Regions from separate parts of the Homo sapiens genome. Here region 1 is linked to region 2. A link is a contact called in ENCODE Hi-C or POLR2A ChIA-PET data. All regions are on one chromosome and are shown on one strand. Each heading gives the region's core, a stretch centred on a gene start or an enhancer-like site at or near the end of the contact. The rest is flanking DNA. Distances are from core to core; before and after follow the strand shown.

Region 1 (6,355 bases), core at 3,264-5,763, 150 kb after region 2:
AGGTGGGCCAGCAGTGTAGGGCCACAGGGAGGCATAAAAAGGGTGACATCAAAGGCTGTGCTGAGCCACTGTCGTCAACCAGCCTCACACTGCTGGTTATCCCAGAGGCTTGGAGCAGGGTTGGAGGGATGAAGCAGGCCTGGACTGCGTCCTTAGGAAGACAGAAGCCATCGTCGATATGGCCGTTCCCTTGTCCCCTCCCTCCTGCTCCTACAGCAAGCATACCAGGGCTGACTCCTCTCCACACCGCAGCATGGAGGTGTGGAACCACCCCACAGACACCCTACACCTCCCAGGTCTGGGCAGAGAGCAGCCAGCTGGCTGCCGAGGTGTTTTTCCATGTGGCTGGGGGCCCGCTGCGGCTGCTCTGGCCGGGTGGTGACTCACAGCTGGCAGGACTCTGGCCTGGCGATATTTTGAGATCCGACTCCATGATGGACTGATGTGACAGCTTTGTTCTCTAGGGCCCTTTTGATTTGTGAATCTCCCTTTGTGGTTTGCTAGGGATGCTCAGACCCTGCTGTTTCTGGGCTCCAGCGACCTCTCGCTCAGCTGGGCAGGCGGGGCCGGCTACAGCGGGGGTGGCAGACAGCGAGTGGGAGCAGCAGGGCTCAGTGAGGACTGAGCCACCACCGGCCTGGGCAGCTAGAGCTGCACTTCCAGGCTGTGTTAGACTGACTGGGTGGTCGTGGAAGAATGATAAGTGCCTGCTCAGAGCCAGCTATGCATGGCCAGATCGCAAACCACAGGGCTGCCCTGCTGGGCTTGGGCCTGGGCCCAGAGCTCTCTAGAGCATCTGGGGAGGCATGGGGGTGGACCCGGAGGCTTCTGGAGACCTGCAAGGCAGCCAGCCCTTGGGAAAGAGCACTTGGGGCCTGGGACAGCCGGGCTAGCCGGAAGACTCAGAGCCAGTCAGCAGGGTCCGTGGGACCTCATTTGTGGCACCTGCATTGAAGGCAGGCAGGGATACAGAGGAGAAAGGGCTTCAGAGCCAAAGACAACTAACTGGGTTCAAATCCCAGCTCTGCTCTGGCCGGGGCTGGGGCCGTGGGCAGCTTATTTGACTTCTAATCCCTCACTGGGAAAATAGAATCATAATACCCATCTCTCCAAGCTTTGAAAGGTTTCATGTGAGCATTAACACACACAGATGTGCTCAGAATTCTATCTGCCCAGAAAATATAGTCCTCTACCCCTCTCTAATACACACACACACACGCACACACACCACATTCCTCCAGCTGTCTGCCTCCTTCTGTGGTCCCTGGGGTAGGAATGACTTGTTCTCAGTTTCTTTCTGGCCAGGTGTCCCTCCATACTCAGTTCCATGGATTCTCTTCCCAAGATTGATGTGTTCTCAGATAAAGGTGAGCCAGTTTCCAGCCACCTGCCTGAGGGCAGCTGAATTCACACAGACACACACACACACAGACATACAGACACACACACACACACACACACACACACACTGCTGACTCCCAACACTAGCTCAGCAAATATTACTTAACAGGGCCTTTTTAGGTTGCTGAAAATTTCATGGTCACAGATGTTCCTTCCAGTTAAACAGTAAGCTGCTACTGGGCAAAGCTTCGTACAAAAGAGGGAAAATGCAGACCTCAAACCGAGTTTTGCTAAATGAAAGAAGGAGGAGATGGGAACTAAGGAGCTTTGCAGATCCAGCAAGATGTGACATGACCCAGGGTTTCAGGGTTTCAGCCCCAAGGCCACCACCACTTAGAGGAGATAGCACTAGAGTGTGTCCTTATGATGCAAGATCTGGGTTGGAAGAGGCCTCATGTGTCACCCTTCCCTAGCATCATGTGATGCAGGACATCCCCAGCAGCAGCTAGAGACACTTGCCTCGGGACCCAACCAGGGACGCAAACGCACTCCCCTTTGGGCAGCTCTCAGTGCTAACAAGTCCTCTGACTGGTGAAAACCTGTAGCAACTGAACCTTATTCCGCTGCCTGGGCCACGTAATACAGATCTGCTTCCTGTTCCTCAAGACAAGATGAGGACCCTTTACAGATTGAATGAGTCTTCTCATTCCCAAAATAAACCACGAACCATCAGCCCACTTTTTCTGGCAGGGAAGAGTCCCAAGGGTCCCACTCTCTTCTGCAGTAAAGGACAATGCATCACTTTACAACAGGATAAGACGGCTCTGGGGAGCCTCTAGGGAGCCCGTGCTGAAAACCCTCCCCTGGGCTACCTCACCTCAGCAGCTGGGGTGCTCTATGTGGTCCTGCCAAGGGCCGGGGACTGGCCTGGTGTCTGGGAGCCTTGTCTTCACTGCCCAATCATGGCGGCTTTGATCCCATGACTCTCAGCTTTTCCATCAGAATTCAGAGGGCAATAATAGCAACTGCTTGCTTGTAAAGTGCTTGGAGCTCAGAGGAGAAAAGGTGTCAGACAAGTGTAAAATGTTACTACTGGCACAGGCCAGAGGATGGAATGGAAAATCCCAGCAGAAATTGGGAACTCAGAGGAAGCCATTTGTCAGCTCCTCTGAACAAATGGATACAGGAAAAGGGGCCTTCCTCTGGCAGCCAGGCACAGCCCAGGTCAGCTGGAGGGGCTGGAGGAGATGCAGGTGAACATGAACTGTCCTGCCTTCTGACATCAACTACTGATTTAGCAGCCATGCCTTCCACCTCAAGACCAGCTGTCCATTGCACACCCTAGGCAGGGCTGCCAGCGGATGAGCCCAGGTACCCAGAGCTCCAAGCAGTCAGCTCAGCCCTCAGAAGCCTCCTGGAGAAGAGGACTGCAGGAACTAACCCACTGTAGCAGCCATCTGGAAGAACCAGCCCAGTTCTCAAACAAGGGTGCACCAGGCAGAAGAGCCAGTCAGCATGTAGCCGTGAAGACTGGGAAGGGCAGAGGGAAGAGGCACGAAGCACCTAGATGACGCGATGAACTAAGGAAAACTTTTAAAGCACTCTAATTGCTGTTCTCAGAAATTCAGGAAACGTATACATTCATTAAAGAATCTTCTGGCAATACATCTTCTTAGACATTATAAGTGTGACCCACCAATTCCTGTCTTCAAAGTGATCATCAGTAAATGAACTGAAAGATAAAGTCAAGGAAATCTGTCAGAACGTAGGGTAAGAAGACAAGGAGAAAGAACTTCAGATTAAAGTGACTCACATATCTTGTTAGGATTAATGAAAAAATAAAACCATCTAACATTTTAAAACATGAAGAATAAAGAGAAAATCAGAAACATGAGACAGAAAACATCATCACCTACTAATAAGTAAGACTGGCATCTCATTAACGAAACTTACTGTGACTACATTGTTGAAATTCCAAAACCTAGAATTTGACAGTCTCACAATCACAGTGGGAGATTTTAGCACCTACTGTAACTTCATCACACCTATGTGGTTCAACTTTTATGAAACCAAGTTGTGAGTTGTTTTCAGGTTACCATGGGCCCCCAGATTGAAGGTGATGTAATCTGAGCGTGCTCAGGCGAACCAAATGGACAGCCACAGGAGGAACCTCAGGGCTGGGACTGAGAAATTGGGACTGAACTGAGAAGCAGACACTGCCTGGCAGGAGCCAGGATCCAATCAGAGGAAGCTCTGGTATCACCCCATGGCAGGATCCAGTAAGATCATGCCTCCTGGCACCACCTCATTGCAAGATCCAATCAGATCACACCTCATTACCCTATGCTTATAAAGCCTGACCCAAACCCCTGCTCGAGGAGACAGGTTTGAGAGTTTTCTCTTGCCTTCTTGCCCATTAAGCAGCTTTATTGCTGTTTTTCTTTTCTCAAAAGCTGGTGCCATGGCATTGGCCTCTATGTGAATTGGACACCAAGCCCATTGATCGCTTGGTAACAATACCATGTTCCTAGATGGGAGGACTTAATATTATTAGGATACCAATTCCCCCCAAATGAACACAAATATTAGATTTTTCTCCTTGACTCTTGACAGTGAAAGCTTGCGTATGAACAATTAAAGACTCCCACTGAGGATTCTGAATCTGAAACTCATACTGCAAAGAATCAGGGGATACTTTAGAATTCACTCTAGTTATGGTGATGGTGATGGTGGAGATGCCAGAGGAGGGGATGGAGGGGAAGTGGCGGGAGGTGCTGGTGTTATGGGGGTGGTGGTGGAGGAGCAGGTGGTGGAGGTGATGGTAGGATGGCAGCACCCAGCACCCAGAGTCTAGTGTAGACAATAGCAGCAGAATCAGAACAGCCTCTTGGCAGCAAGCGTCCAGGGCAATGTCTCCAGTGGCACCATTTGGCTTGTTTTTGGCTCTCTGGCATCCCTCTATCCTGGCCTTTTGTCCAAGGGTTGCTTCTAAACACTACAATCTCTTACTAAGACATCCGTTATCCTTCTAAGTCTCTTTGCTGCCTATGTTTAATAAAGTAAGTTTCTATTGCTTACAACCAAGAACTCTGGGACAATGAGTCTTCCAATCTTGAGTAAAGGAAGTATTTTGTAAGCAAGGCAGGAAACCAGAAATATTGTTTTAAAAGCAGAAGACTGACTAATTTAACCACAAAACTTGAAACAACTCAATAGGAAAAGTGAAAGCGCCAAGTTCTTAAGGGTCACAGCACAGAAGAAAGAGGAAGGCTGGTAAACATAGAATAAGATGCTCATTCTCACAAATCTTCAGATGGAAAAAATGAAATTCCATTTTTCCCTTTAGGTTAGCACAAAAATACATAAATGATACATAATATCCAAGGTGTGACTGGGTGGGAAAATGGGGTCTCTTACAAAGCACTGGACAATGCAAAGAGGTGACATTTTCAGCTGAATTGAAGGGTATCTCCCAGCATTCGAGGTGAGAGTTTTCTCTACTCAAAAATGTTATTTCTCAGTATTTATCTTAATAGAAATACTTGCACAAAAGCATGAAAATATTAATAGCTGACTTATTTATAGCAGCCCCAAAGTGTAGGCAATCTAAATAGTATCAACAGGGGATAATATTTACTTCCAAAATAACCAAAATATGGAACAAAACAAAATATGGAAAACTGAGGAGGAAGTAAAAAGTGTTTAATGGAACTATATTTACTGATCTAAAAGGCTCCTTGGTTTGGTTTATTCTTTTTTTTTTTTTTTTTGAGTTAGGATCTCACTCTGGTGCCCAGGCTGGAGTGCAGTGCCATGATCTCGGCTCACTATAAACTCTGCCTCCTGGGCTCAAGTGATCCTCTCACCTCAGCCTCCCCAGTAGCTGGGACCACAGGCATGTCCACCCAGCCAAGCTAATTTTTGTAGAGATGGGGTCTTGCTATGTTACCCAGGCTGGTCTCAAACTCCTGGGCTCAAGCGATCCTCCCACCTTGGCCTCCCAAAATTCTGGGATTACAGGTATGCACCACCTCGCCCGGCTGGTTTATTCCTTAGTGAAAAGGTGATTGCAAAGCACTCTATATGGTATGATTCAATTTCTCTTTTAAATTTGTTTGAATTGCAAGGAGGTGGGTACGTTCAAGTTAGACTTTATATACCTCTGTAACAAGCAATATTGTAAAACCAGCATGTTTTGCTTTTCCAGTTTCTAAGCAAAACTAAAAGTAAAAAGGAATTGGAGTCCATGGGATACACCTTTCATGGTAAATTAGTAGCAGTGTTTCTCGTTTGTCCTGAATCCTTGTGAACCTGCTGGGGGTCCTAGCTAGTCTTGGTGTAGGCTGGACCTTGGGCTGTGCCCTATGCCTTCCTGCTAGGGGAGTTGAAGAAGGACAGGAGGAGGCATGAAACATGCCTGGTTTCATCCCATGGCTTCAGGAAAATCACTCCAGAGCCTAGATCAAGTTAATAGGAGAAACACTGCAAAGAGTAATATAGCTACCTATATTACGGACAGATGAAAAGGTATTTATTTGACCCAGTAAGTACAATCTACCATGCCTGCGGCACATCCTGAAGGAATATTACTGGGGGCCTGACTGCATGACTGCTCTTTGATTTATGGAGCCAAAGTGAATGAAAGGCAGGGTCAATACAACTGCCTTTCGGCTCCACTTTCCATTCCATTTCATAGAGCAGGTGAAAAGATATGCCTGCCTATAACAGGACTGGGTGAAACTCAGGAACCTCCAATGGAACATTTGCATGTCTGTGTCAGTGGGCATTTCTGTCATCCAAGAGGGGACTTCCATCTGAGGTGGCTTTTGAGGCAGGAGCATAGCTCCGTCAGGAGGAGGCCTGAGCTAAATGCACATTGTCCATGCTGGGAGCTTTCTGGGCAGGGCTCAGGGGGACGGGTTGAGGGGGCTTGTCTAGGAGCTGGATTTCTGAAACGTGATACATGGCTCCTGTTTCCAGTGGATCAGCCTGCCTTTCAGAACCTACAGGAGAC
Region 2 (6,735 bases), core at 2,832-5,331:
CCAGAAACCTCCATTTCCCTCCAAGGTGCCCCACCCATTCATTCCTTTACTCCAGTAGCTTTACCAGAACATTTTGTGCTGGGCACCAGTCTAGGTCCTGGGCACAAGGAGAAGTCAAATACTGCCCCATCCCAGTTCTTTGAAAAACAGCAGCAAAGGGAGCATAACTGGTAAGTCTAAGCAAGGAAGTCAACAGGCACAGGGAAGAATTGTACAAACACAGACAATTAGGAATGAGATTATTTTTAGAAGTAAAAGAGAAAACTATAACTCTATGTTAACAAATTTGTATATCATAATAAAAAGGAAGAATTCACAGGAAAAAATAAACTTCCAAAATATATGTATATTTTTGATATATATGTATTTGTTGTGATCTGAATTTTTATGTCCCTCCAAAATGCAGATGTTGAAATCTAATCCCCAGTGTGTTGGTATTAGTTGGAGCCTTTGGGCTCCAACTGATTCGGTTGTGATTCGGTTATGAGGGTAGAGTCCTCGTGAATGAGGTTAGTGCCCTTATGAAATAGGCTTGAGGGAGTTGGCCTCCCTTTCCACCATGTGAGGACACATAGAAGGCGCTATCTATAACAAACAGGCCCTCACCGGACACCAAATATGCCAGTGCCTGGATCTTGGAGTTCCCAGCCTCTGGAACTGTGAAAAAATCTATGTTGTTTAAAAATCAACTAATACTATATAAGGAATTTGGTTATAGCAGCTAGAACAGACTTAGACAGTTCTGGATGCCTAATGCACAATTGTCAACTTTAGGGGTGTTACAGATTTATAGTGTTATAGATTTAGACGTCCTGAGTTCAAATTTCAAGTCCATCAGTTTGACTTCCAGCCAATGAGATCACTTCCCTGAGTCTGGGCTTTTTTGCTACAAAGGCGGGGCAGTAAGAATGTTCCCCAACTTCTCCCAGTCTGTAGGCCCTGGCTCTATCCCCCAGAGGACTTCACTCCTCCTCTTTGCGGTTTTGGAAAAAGCCAACTAAATCCTTTCTATCAACTTAAATAAAAGGTGTATTAATTTTAGGTGAAAAGGTGAAATGCTTTATAAAGCACGACACTCTGCACAGTATGTGGATGGGCTGAAGATACATTTCCATGGTCACAGGGCAGGCTCTCAGGGGTTCCCTGCGGCCCATACAGTGAAGAGCAGGGATTCAGAGGCCAGGCTGGTCAGGCAGCTGCCTTGGGTCCCAGTCATTTTGTGAGGGTAAGTTTTGACATTCTGTAGAACCTGAAAGCTGCCTCTCAAAACAGTGCCTCGCTCCAGCGTGTTGGTGGGCCACATCTCCTCTCAATGGTCAGAAGCCCGGGCGGGGATTCTGCTGGAGGCTGAACTCAGGCCCAGGGAATGGGAAGTGGGAGCAACTGGCAGTTGCTGCCAATGGGGACCTTCTCCATCTTCTGCTGAGACAACTCCCCACCATCCACTTGAACTAAGGACATTGTTTCTTCTATTGCAAAGAACAACTCTCTGGGCAAAGGAAAGGAAGGCTATGCCATATCCCTTTCATACTCTCACAGCAGCAGGTTGCAGGAAAGGGAGGCCCATGACCATCTTGCTAGCTGCCAAAAGGTTTTTGCTAAAATTCAGTTTTAGCTCCTACTACAAGAACATGGGATGGGAAGTAACTTTCTCATGTAATTAGCAATATTTATCTAGAAACATCAGCCCAAATCACCTCACAGTCAAATATTAGAACACTCTCCAAATTGGGTATCAGGATGGCTGCAGGCTGGGCTCCCTGGAAGGAAAATCTGATACCAAGATTCAAGACAGGAGATCTCCTGGGGATGCTCTCAGATCAGCAACTGTGAAAGGAACAGAAGCAGAGGGAGAAATGTGGCTTCATGCAGTTGCAACAGCGGCCTTGCTGATTCCCCAGAGAGCTCTAAAGCTGGATAGCCCCACAGCATTGGCAGGCGAGGTGAGGAGACAGGACTTCATACCCTGCATTGGCCAATCACTGGACATGAGTTTCCCGGAAGAGGTTGAGTGAGGGCCAAGGTGACTCTCAAGGTAGTCTTTTAGCTGAAACCATTCTGTGATGGCCAGCACAGGGGGCTGACTGCCAGTAGCTCCCTCAGTAGCTTGGAGCTTTTGGTCCTGATGGTGATAAAGGTGGTGGTGGTGGGAGCATTACAGTAGCCACTCCAGTGCTGTGCATCACATCCCTCTCATGGGTGTATATGATGTAAGGAAGCTTGCTTAATATTGTTTAATCCAACCTTTCACAAATATATTTTAATCACACCACATCCCTTTCTTTTCAGCAGAATGTCACAGCTCAGGCGTGTAAAGCTGTGAGGAAGAGCGTTTGGGGGTGCTCTTTAGAGGCCAACCTGGTTCCTTGGGTGCTGTCTCTGAAGGTTCTGCTCCTCCTGTACCCAGCCCCACTTCTGAACCCTTTCCGGTTGGCAGGAGGGTCTAGAAAGACTTCCACCTCTCGGCCATCGAACCTGAAACAAAGACTCTTAAGAACAGACAAAGACTCTAAAGAACAGGCAAAGTCACTGTGCAGAGATGCCTGAGACTCTCTCTGCCCTGGGGAAGACTTAATGGCAGCGTGCAGCTCACACTCATGTCACTGTGGACACCTGTGGCCTCCTCATCCCTATAGAGATCAGCCCTAAGTTGCTGCCTGGCTTCCATCCACTGGCCCTGCATTGCTAATGTCTACCTAAAATCTCCCTGCTGAAATTCCTGCCTCTCCAGACCAAACACCTTTGGGATGGTCAGTTTCTTGTCTTTGGGGTACATTTTGGCTCCTCCAGAATCAAAGGGGCCTTGCAGTAAGAAGACATCCTTTAGCTCTAATGTTCCTCTCTATTCTTGCCATCAAAATAAGGAGGAAGGAGGAGAGAGCATGTCACAGCCTTTCATCACTCCCACCAGAAGGCTGCATTCAGGCCAACTGAGGAGGGCTCCTTCTGGAGCCAAAGAGGGGAAGGAGAGGAGAGGTGTTTGTAGGAGAGTCACTGTGGAAGACAAGGATGGTGCAACCCCTCTGCGTCTCCATTTCCCAGGATGGTATTTCAGTGGACTCCAAAATTCCCTTCCTGGGGCACCTGGAAGAAAAGGGCCCCCATATCTCCATCCATTCTGTTCCTTCCCTCTTTCTCTTTATTTGAAAAGAGTTGGTGTGCTATGGATGAAAGAGTGAGTTTTAGAACCAGGCACAGAGACCTTGGTCCAATCCCATCTTTGCCACGGAGATGTCCTAGAACTTTCTGAGACTCGGTTTTTCAATCTGCAAAATCACAATAGCAAAAACATCTCCCTTGGATGATAGTCTTGATGATGAAACAAAATGACATTTTCAATTTAATTTAGGGCAAAATCACAATGACATATGTCTTTTTTTTTTTTGATTAAGAGACAGCCAAGCTCCTGGCATATGAATTTCTCCTTTTAGCAAAAACTATTTATTTACATTTTCATCATTTATTTGTGTTTTTCCTTTCTCTAAGAAATTAGTACAAATCTTCACCAGATTAAAATTATTCAAACATATTTATAGAAAGGAATCCTGATTTCTTCATGGCTGTAAAATAACTTTAGCTCTGTTTCACATAATAATTTTTATTCATGTTTAATAGCTTTTTTGAGGTATAGTAGACATACAATAAACTGCTCATTTAAAATGCACAATTTTTAACATTGTGACACATATGAAATCACCACCACATCAAGATAACAAAGACATCCATCATTTCCTAGTTTCCTTGCACCCGTATATAATCCTTTTCTCCCACCCTTATGCCCCCATCCTCAGGCAAACATTGATCTGTTTTGTTACTATTCACTAGTTTGCATTTTCTGGAGTTTTCTATGGATGGATGAGTGTACACTCTTTTTATTAAGATTCATTCATGTTGCTGTATATATCAATAGTTCATTCCTTTTTTATTACTCTTACATCACACTTTGATGCATAAGATAAATACTATGAGAAATATAGCAATTACATTTTTTTCTGGAAAGTCAGAATGTTATAGGAAACATTCTGGACACAACTTCAAAAATTTTTAGTTGAAATGTTCCAGCTGTAACCATGAACACATCATTAACCCTCCCTAGGCCTCAGTTTCCTCTCCTGGGGGATGGGAGAGAATCATGACAGCACCTCCTCAGCTGTGTTCACCAGAGCTTTCGTCACTGACTTGAGAAGTCCAGTTTCCCAGGCCTGTGTCTGTCTGCATGTCTGAATGGCTTATGGACTGATACTTCTATCAGCTCTGGCTCCATGGGGAGTGGTGATGGCTGAGGTCTGACAGGGGCCAGGCAGTGCTAGATGAAGGGAGAGGGGCCCTTCATTTGGGTGAGCTGCCGGAGTGGGAGGCACTGTGTCTTGCTTCTGATGGAGTGTCTGAGAAGCAGGTCCAAGAGGCGCTGCTTCAGGACCCGCCTCAGATTAGCACAGGTCCCCACACTGGGAGCAGAGGGCATGATTTCTGGAGTGATCTCAGAGGTGCTGCAGCTGGAAAACTGATTACCAAGTGAGAAGGATGTTTAATGGAGATGGTGGTGAAGTGACACTAACAGGAAGCTGTACTCCTGATTCTCAGCAGAAATAAGATTTGGGGGAAAGCAGGAAAGTTATTCACATCCCTCTGAGAAGGGGAGGAAGGCATTAGGTATTTGGCCAAACAGGCCCTTCCTCCTAGCAAAGTTAAGTTAGGGAAACTTGAGGAACTTGCAGACAGGGGTGGCACTCTTCCCAGCTGAGGACAGAACTTGTGGCAGATTGTATTTTTCAAAGATGGCCCTAACAGTATCTTCTGTCCCACGTGCCTTTCCACAATCTTACCACTTCCCTCATCTAGAAGTGGCACCTATGACCTCTCCCCTGGAACCAGGCCTGGGTGACTGCTTTGAGTAATAGAATATGGAGGAAGTGACACCATGTGACATCCAAGGCTAGGCTGGGTCATAATATTGTCATGCATTTCTGCTAGGTTCTCTGGGGACAGTTACTTTTGGAGCCCTACCACCACACTGTGAGAAAGCCCCAGCAGCCTGTGGAGGGGCCTACGTGTGGAAGAACTGATCCCAAGTGCCCAGCCCCAGCTGAACTCCTGGTCCACAGCCAGTGGCCACTTGCCAGCCAAGTGAACGAGCCAGCCTGGAAGTAGACCCTCCAACCCAACGTATGCCACATAAGGCACAGATAAGCCACATTGTCTGACTTTCAGATTCATAAGCAAAATAAGTATTGTTTTAAGCCACTAATGCCTTGGAGTAATTTTCTTATGCAGCAATAGAAAACTCATACAAAGCTCATCTAGGAAAAAGGTTAAAGTTGAGGACAGCATTTAATAGCAGACACAAGTCCATATGGGGACAGGCCAGCCTTAGCCTGTACTGTCACATGGTAGCCTCCAACACTGAGCAAGGGTGTCCCACCATCCTGGCCAGTCTAAGGCATTAAAGGATAACATTAAGAACTGCCCGTCCCCTCTTGGACATCCAAGTTAAAAAAAAATTATAATAACACCTCTGATAGCAGCACATTTTTGGAATGACTGAAAGAGTTTTTGTCATAATATTATTTATGAGTTGTGGGATTCACTGAGAGTTCCAGATAACTCCTCTGCAATGCCCACGGCCTGCTCTGTCATCTAGGTTTATAAACCTCTTTCTCTGCAGTTTGCAGGATGAACCAGGCTGCACAGAGTGTTTAATGAGATCTAACCAAAGGTTTCAAAAACCTGTGTATTATTTTGCTGCATTTTATAGATGAAGAGACTGAATGTTCTAAAGATAAAGTCCATTGAGCCAGTAACTGTAAGAGCAAGACAGGAAGCTAGTTCTCTCTGTCTCAGAGTCTGACACTCTTTACAAAGCCAAGGAGTAATTTTTACCTTAAATTGAGGATTTATACTATTTCACTTAATTGAGTGATCAGAATAAGAGCATGCATCTTTTACTCCCCCTTCTCTCTCTTTTTTCACTTTAATATATCATAGGCAGTCATTTCTTTTTCCCAGTTTTTAAATTATAAAATATACATAACATAAAATTGACTTTCTCAACCATTTTAAGTGAACAATTCAGTGGCATTAAGTACATTCTTGTTGCTGTGCAACCTTCACTACTGTCCATCTCCAGAACTCTTCATCTTGCAAAACTGAAGCTCTGAACCCATTAAACAGTCAGTTCGCATTCCTGCCTCTCCCCAGGCCCTGGCAACCACCATTAGCCTTCCTGTCTCTATAATTTTAACTCCCCTAGGACCCTCATATAAGTGGAATCATGCAGAATTGACCTTTTCTGACTAGCTTATTTCACTAAGCATGATGTCCTCAAGGTTCATCCATGTGGTGGCCTGTGTCAGATTTCCTTACTCAAAAAACAGCCATTTCTTTCTGTCCAAATACAACATCTTGTTCTTTAAATTCTCCAACAAATGAATGTATCCCCATTCTCGGCTTAATGTATGAGACTGGGTTTCTCTTAACAAGAAATAGGGGTGGAGGAAGGACATGGCCCCCAGGAGTTCCCTGCTTCTGTCCCCAGGGGTTAAACACACCCTTCAGCTCCGGAAGACCACAGCTCAGCATAGCCCCCTCTGGGGAGCTCTCTCCCAACTGGGTTGGGCTAGGAGCTTCTTTATACCCTGGGAGACCAGAGCTTCTTTAATCCTACACCACATCACTCTCTATCATTGATTGGATCATGAGAGTAAAGGGAGTTTCTTCATTGATTCTGAGTTCCAG

What was found. Hi-C counts contacts between places; a loop is a spot of excess contacts on that map. ChIA-PET counts read pairs that join two places held with the same protein, here RNA polymerase II (POLR2A).
Region 1: a map of aorta shows a loop between it and region 2 (2.5-fold over the local background). The contact joins two enhancer-like sites. A Hi-C loop is called at or near these places in 2 of 168 maps with a recorded cell type or tissue (aorta and kidney). POLR2A ChIA-PET finds 5 or more read pairs at or near these places in 2 of 52 experiments (H1 and activated CD4-positive, alpha-beta T cell).

Annotation. Positions count from the first base shown.
Region 1 is chr10:47,253,403-47,259,757 of GRCh38, forward strand. No RefSeq gene overlaps it. Among named protein-coding and RNA genes, the nearest start is that of GDF10, 44 kb to the right of the region's middle. Within about 2 kb of position 4,514, at least 4 of the 41 ENCODE cell types and tissues checked have a DNase peak (open chromatin) inside an H3K27ac peak, as active enhancers do.
Region 2 is chr10:47,100,115-47,106,849 of GRCh38, forward strand. No RefSeq gene overlaps it. Among named protein-coding and RNA genes, the nearest start is that of PTPN20, 190 kb to the left of the region's middle. Within about 2 kb of position 4,082, at least 5 of the 41 ENCODE cell types and tissues checked have a DNase peak (open chromatin) inside an H3K27ac peak, as active enhancers do.